Regions from separate parts of the Homo sapiens genome. Here region 1 is linked to region 2. The links are chromatin loops, found by intact Hi-C in ENCODE. Cell type or tissue: GM12878. All regions are shown on one strand. Each heading gives the region's core, and the rest is flanking DNA. Links, peaks and the distances in the headings are about the cores only. Region 1 has its middle 360 kb from the start of SMYD3-AS1. Region 2 overlaps SMYD3 (SET and MYND domain containing 3).

Evidence for each region. Hi-C counts contacts between places; a loop is a spot of excess contacts. Peaks named below come from ENCODE experiments on the same cell type or tissue, not always from the same donor. Only the 100,000 strongest peaks of a DNase experiment are listed, where the experiment ranks them.
Region 1: a loop joins it to region 2, with 3 times the contacts of the local background. A loop is called at or near these places in 2 of 110 quality-filtered maps.

Annotation. Positions count from the first base shown.
Region 1 is chr1:245,743,295-245,746,206 of GRCh38, reverse strand. No RefSeq gene overlaps it. Among named protein-coding and RNA genes, the nearest start is that of SMYD3-AS1, 360 kb to the left of the region's middle. In GM12878, for the core only: no CTCF peak of the experiment used is centred there; no DNase peak of the experiment used is centred there.
Region 2 is chr1:245,806,041-245,808,952 of GRCh38, reverse strand. All of the region lies in intron 10 of SMYD3 (SET and MYND domain containing 3), which reads left to right. Among named protein-coding and RNA genes, the nearest start is that of SMYD3-AS1, 300 kb to the left of the region's middle. RefSeq lists an enhancer at 1,541-1,700. In GM12878, for the core only: no CTCF peak of the experiment used is centred there; DNase peaks (open chromatin) are centred at 552, 1,412 and 1,882; H3K4me3 peaks cover 1,344 bases; H3K27ac peaks cover 1,517 bases.

The DNA.
Region 1 (2,912 bases), core at 157-2,656, 63 kb after region 2:
TCTTCTAATTTTCTTGAGCAGTGGTTTGTAGTTCTCCTTGAAGAGGTCCTTCACATCCCTTGGAAGTTGTATTTCTAGGTATTTTGTTGTCTTTGTAGCAATTGTGAATGGGAGTTCACTCATGATTCGGCTCTCTGTTTGTGTATAGGAATGCTTGTGATTTTTGCTCATTGATTTTGTATCCTGAGACTTTGCTGAAGTTGCTTATCAGCTTAAGGAGATTTTGGTGCTGAGATGGTGGGGTTTTCTAAATATAGAATCATGTCATCTGCAAGCACAGACAATTTGACTTCCTCTCTTCCTATTTGAATACGCTTTATTTCTTTCTCTTGCCTGATTGTCCTGGCCAGAACTTCCAATACTATGTTGAATAGGAGTGGCGAGAGAGGGCATCCTTGTCTTGTGCCGGTTTTCAAAGGGAATGCTTCCAGTTTTTGCCTATTCGAGCTCTGATAAGGGTTAGACTACCTCCTCAAGTGGGTCCCTGACCCCTGTGTATCCTGACTAGGAGACACCTCCCAGTAGGGGCCAACAGACACCTCATACCGGAGAGCTCTGGCTGGCATCTGGTGGGTGCCCTTCTGGGACAAACCTTCCAGAAGAAGGAACAGGCAGCAATCTTTGCTGTTCTGCAGCCTCCGCTGGTGATACCCAGGCAAACCGGGTCTGGAGAGGACCTCAGCAAACTCCAGCAGACTTGCAGCAGAGGGGCCTGACTGTTAGAAGGAAAACTAACAAACAGAAAGGAATAGCATCAACATCAACAAAAAGGACGTCCACTCAGAGACCCCATCTGAAGGTCACCAACATTAGAGACCAAAGGTAGATAAATCCATGAAGATGGGGAGAAACCAGCAAAAAAAAAAGGCTGAAAATTCCAAAACCCAGAATGCCTCTTCTCCTCCAAAGGATCACAACTCCTCGCCAGCAAGGGAACAAAACTGGATGGAGAATGAGTTTGACAAATTGACAGAAGTAGGCTTCAGAAGGTGGGTAATAACAAACTCCTCCAAGCTAAAGGAGCATGTTCTAACCCAATGCAAGGAAGCTAAGAACCTTGAAAAAAGGTTCAATGAATTGCTAACTAGAATAACAAGTTTAGAGAAGAACATAAATGACCTGATAGAGCTGAAAAACACAGCACGAGAACTTTGTGGAGCATATACAAGTATCAGTAGCCAAATCAATCAAGTGGAAGAAAGGATATCAGAGATTGAAGATCGACTTAATGAAATAAAGCAAGAAGACAAAATTAGAGAAAAAAGAATGAAAAGAAATGAACAAAGCCTCCAAGAAATTTGGGACTATGTGAAAAGACCACATCTACGTTTGACTGGTGTACCTGAAAGTGACAGGGAGAATGGAACCAAGCTGGAAATCTCTCTTCAGGATATTATCCAGGAGAACTTCCCCAACCTAGCAAGTCAGTTAGCTTTACCGCATAACAAACTACCCCAGAACTTAGTTGCTTAAAATAACCTTTTTTTTAAGGTTATTGTAAGTCAGCAGTTTGAGCTGGACAGTCCTTCTGGTTTGGCCTAGGCATGCTGGTCTCAGTGGGCTCACTCACTCTATGTGGTTGCTGGTTGGTAGGTCTGCTGGGAAGTGGAGGTGACTGGGCCATGTAGCTCATCAGTTCGCCCAGCCTTGTTCACGTGGCTGTGGAGTTCTGGGCACTGTAAGGAGGCAAGCCCCAGTGTACAAATACTTTTTCAACTCTGCTTGTATCATATTAGTATCCCATGGACCACAGCCAATCTCAAGGCCACCCCAGAATCAAGGGATGGGTACAGGCTCCTCATTAGGAGGGACTGCAGAGCACCATTGCAAGGGCGTGGACACCTGGGGAGGAAGAAACTGGAGCCATCACTGCAGTCCACCATAGTTAGCCTTACGTTTTTTGTTTTTGTTTTTTTGTTTGTTTGTTTGTTTGTTTGTTTGTTTTTGATGTTACAGAACATTTAGTGAATTTGATGAATCTAAAGACCTTCTTTCTAGAAAACCATACAGTTTTCCCTTGGTATCCATGAGGGATTGGCTCCAGGACATCCTGGGTACCAAAATCCACAGGTGCTCAAGTTCCCGACATAAAATGGCGTGGTATTTGCTTATAACCCATGCGCATCCTCGCGTACCTTAAATCATCTGTAGATTGCTTGTAATACTTACTAAAATGTAAATGCCATGGAAATAGTTGCTATACTGCATTTAAGGAATAATGACAAGGAAAAAGTTTGTACCTGTTCCATACAAATGCAGTGTTTTTCTGAATATTTTCAACCCAATATTAGTTGAATCCACAGATGGCGGGACCTGCAGATACAGAGGGCCAACTGTACGTATGAACAGTTTGCTTTTAGGATCAGAGATTCTGAGACTCCCTGTGGCCCATCAGTGGATACCCTGGGGCCCTTCATCAGATGAGAAATAGACTTGCTACCTTTCAAAAACACTGGTGGGAATTGTACGGGTTCCTCATTTTAAATTCATTAGGAAAAAAGTCATAACAGAAGGTAGGAATAGTAACTTACATGCCAGATGAGCAGCGTTCACTGAAAGAACCTTGTGTTTGCCAAATTTTCTGAATGAAATTTATCAGTCAGTGATGATCCTGGATTAAGAGATTTGCCTTCACGCCTCCTAGAGAAAGCATGATAGGCTTTTAAATCCCTCTCATCCCGCTTCCAGTTTTCTAAGAGCTAGGGGCCCTGCCTGCATCAACTTTTAATAGAAAGCAAACATCTAAGCAAAGGTAAACATTTACCAAACAACTTTACAGCAAAATAATTTTGGAGAAGGGGGCAAGGGATGGAGAACAAAATTTAAAATTCGTGTCACCAGTGGCTGGCGATTTATTGCCACCCCAGCCTCCATGACTGCTATTTCATTAATCCATAGTCATTGTAGCGGCA
Region 2 (2,912 bases), core at 280-2,779:
CATCTCTTCTAAAAATACAAACATTAGCCAGGTGTGGTGGTGCATGCCTGTAATCTCAGCTGTTCGGGAGGCTGAGGCACGAGAATCGCTTGAACCCAGGAGGTAGTGGTTCCAATGAGCTGAGATCGTGCCATTGCACTCCAGCCTGGGCAACAAAATGAGACTCTGTCTCACAAATAAAAACTAAAAAAAAAAGAAATCACAACCTAATTTATTTCCAAAAAAAAGCACTGTCCTGGGATGGGACAGCATCCCCAAGAAGAGGCTGAGGCACACTGCAGCCTCAATGGAGACAACTACACCTGCACAACAGGCAAACCTCAAGAGCCTCAGCAAGTTGAGAAGGCCAGTGTGTGCTTGAGAAAGGGGAAAGTGGCCAGCCTCACCCGGTCCAGGCGGCTCCCTCCTGCACCAGCTCTCAAGAGGCCAGCTCCTTCCTGAGTCAGGTGGTTCTCAGATAAAGTGAAAGTGGAGGCTACGCTTATTTCCTTTTGAATTCTCAGACCTGCTGATTTCCATTTTTGTTGGAGCCTTGTGTGATTGTGTTACCCTCTTCCCTTTTTCCTTTCAAAAGGATGTTTTGGGGCATCATGGCAGCATGTGGAAGAGTATGTGTATATGGGTGCCCAGGTTTGTGTATGTGTGTTACGTAGGTGGGGGTATGCATGCCCATATTGGTGCCAGGCTCTGAGAGACAAAGAAACAAGTATGCCATCTTTAGATCTGATTTTAAAAAAGAAACACCCCAGCCAAGGGCGTTTATCTGCTTAATGTACCAGAACTCAACTGCAGGAAACCCATTTCTATATTAGCATATCATGAAAATGTGCAGTGCAGCTGCCTGGGAACAGCCAGTTTATTATTGCTGGGGGCCGTCCTGGGTTATGATCTGGAAGAATTTGAATCGCCCTTTACATTTTTTTCTGTCCTCATTTTGATTTTGGCAGTGGCAGAAGAGGAGAATACTCTCAAGAGATTAAATTATTTCCCTTTAAAATTCTCTTGGAATCATAACGACTATTAAAAATTAAAGGCACCCATATCTCATGCTATTCAGCTTAACTGGTAATTAAAGTGCAATTAAATTTTTCACGGTGTAGATTGCTTCTGTTTTTTTGTTTTTTGTTTTTTTTTTTTTTCCCTGGGAAATTACAAACTCTGGGCTCTTGAGAGTTACAGGATTAATCTATAGACTTTTAATAATTCAGCTTTGATCAGGTGCCGTCACTTGATGCGTCTCTGAAAGGGAAGGGGGGACTGTAAAGTGTTGTTTTGTTATTAATGGTGAGTTTTAATTTTATTTGGTTTCTTAGAAACCAGGAAGTAACTACCAGTCCATGAATGCAAGGCCGTTTTCGAGTGCGGTTTTGAGTTGGCTGCGATTGCTCTCACTAATGTGTGCCGGTAATTCTCTCTCTGCTGCCAGGCCTGCTTCCCTCAAGTAGCATTGTGTAATTTGGGGTACAGTCCTGAGTTGTCACCAGTGAACAAGGTGTCAACATTGGACCGGAAGTTCGGAGGCTGACTTCGGTGGACCCTTTCTGGCCTTGGCCAAATGTTTCTTTTTCTCTCTTCTTCTTCCTCTCCAACCTTTTTTTTTTCTTTGTTGGTAAAAACGCGTTTGCATTGCAGAGCTGTAATCATAAGCAATTTCTTGACTTTTGTAAGACCTTTTGCTGACCTGAGGCTGATGGCCCCAGAGAGACCTGGTCAGCAGCATGGTCTCTGTGTAAGGAGAGTGGCCCTGGTCAGTTTGGCCAGGAGTGGAGGTGAGGGCTGCCCACTGTAGCCCGCCTGCAGCAGGACTTGCCATTTTCCAGCAAGCCTCCCAGTTGCACCATGCAGCCTGTGGGTGCTGCGTGGGAGGAGGAGTGAGCAGCAGCAGCCTGACCACACCCCACTCTTGACTGGTCCCAGAAGACACCTTCAGCCCTGTCCTCAATCCTGACTCATTTCTCTGTTCATTTCTAACTGTTAGGAAGATATGTCTTACCATTTTTCTCCCTCTTTTTTTTTTTTTTTTTTTTTTTTTTTTTGAGACGGAGTCTCGCTCTGTCGCCCAGGCCGGATTGCGGACTGCAGTGGCGCGATCTCGGCTCACTGCAAGCTCCGCCTCCCGGGTTCACGCCATTCTCCTGCCTCAGCCTCCCGAGTAGCTGGGACTACAGGCGCCCGCCACCGCGCCCGGCTAATTTTTTGTATTTTTAGTAGAGACGGGGTTTCACCTTGTTAGCCAGGATGGTCTCCATCTCCTGACCTCATGATCCACCCGCCTCGGCCTCCCAAAGTGCTGGGATTACAGGCGTGAGCCACCGCGCCCGGCCTTCTCCCTCTTTTAACCCACTTTGAAAGTTCATCTTTAGAAATAACACGTATCCCAAGTTGGCAAGGTGTCAGTTTAGGGCCAAGTTCCTGCAATATAGCATAGCAAGGAAGGGTTCAGGTATCGGAGGCAGGTAGGTTTCTGCGGCAACTCCATTGCTTTGAGATATTTTATTGTAGACATGGAATTTAACTTCCCTGAGCCTCAGTTTTCCCATTTCTAAAATGGATTTATTTACAGTACCTACCTCACAGCGTTGTGATAAGGATTAAGTAAGACAAATCCTAGCAATATGGATGGCAAAAAATAAGCATTCAACAAATATAAGCTGTTACTGTTTTTATTATTGATCATGAAATAGAACATCAGCATTTCTCTTTTTTACTTCTGGTATATTTTAATTCTGCATCCCCACTTTGGAGTAATTTTATAATATTTCCTAACAGACTGGAATTCTTTCTCTTCTTTCTCTTTCTTTTATCCTCTTTATGAGTAGCAAAAAAAGTTGAACAACTGGAAAGACCCCGTCTTCTTCATAACTGTCTTCCCAGCAGCTAACATATTCTCTGACACATAGTAGGCACTCAAC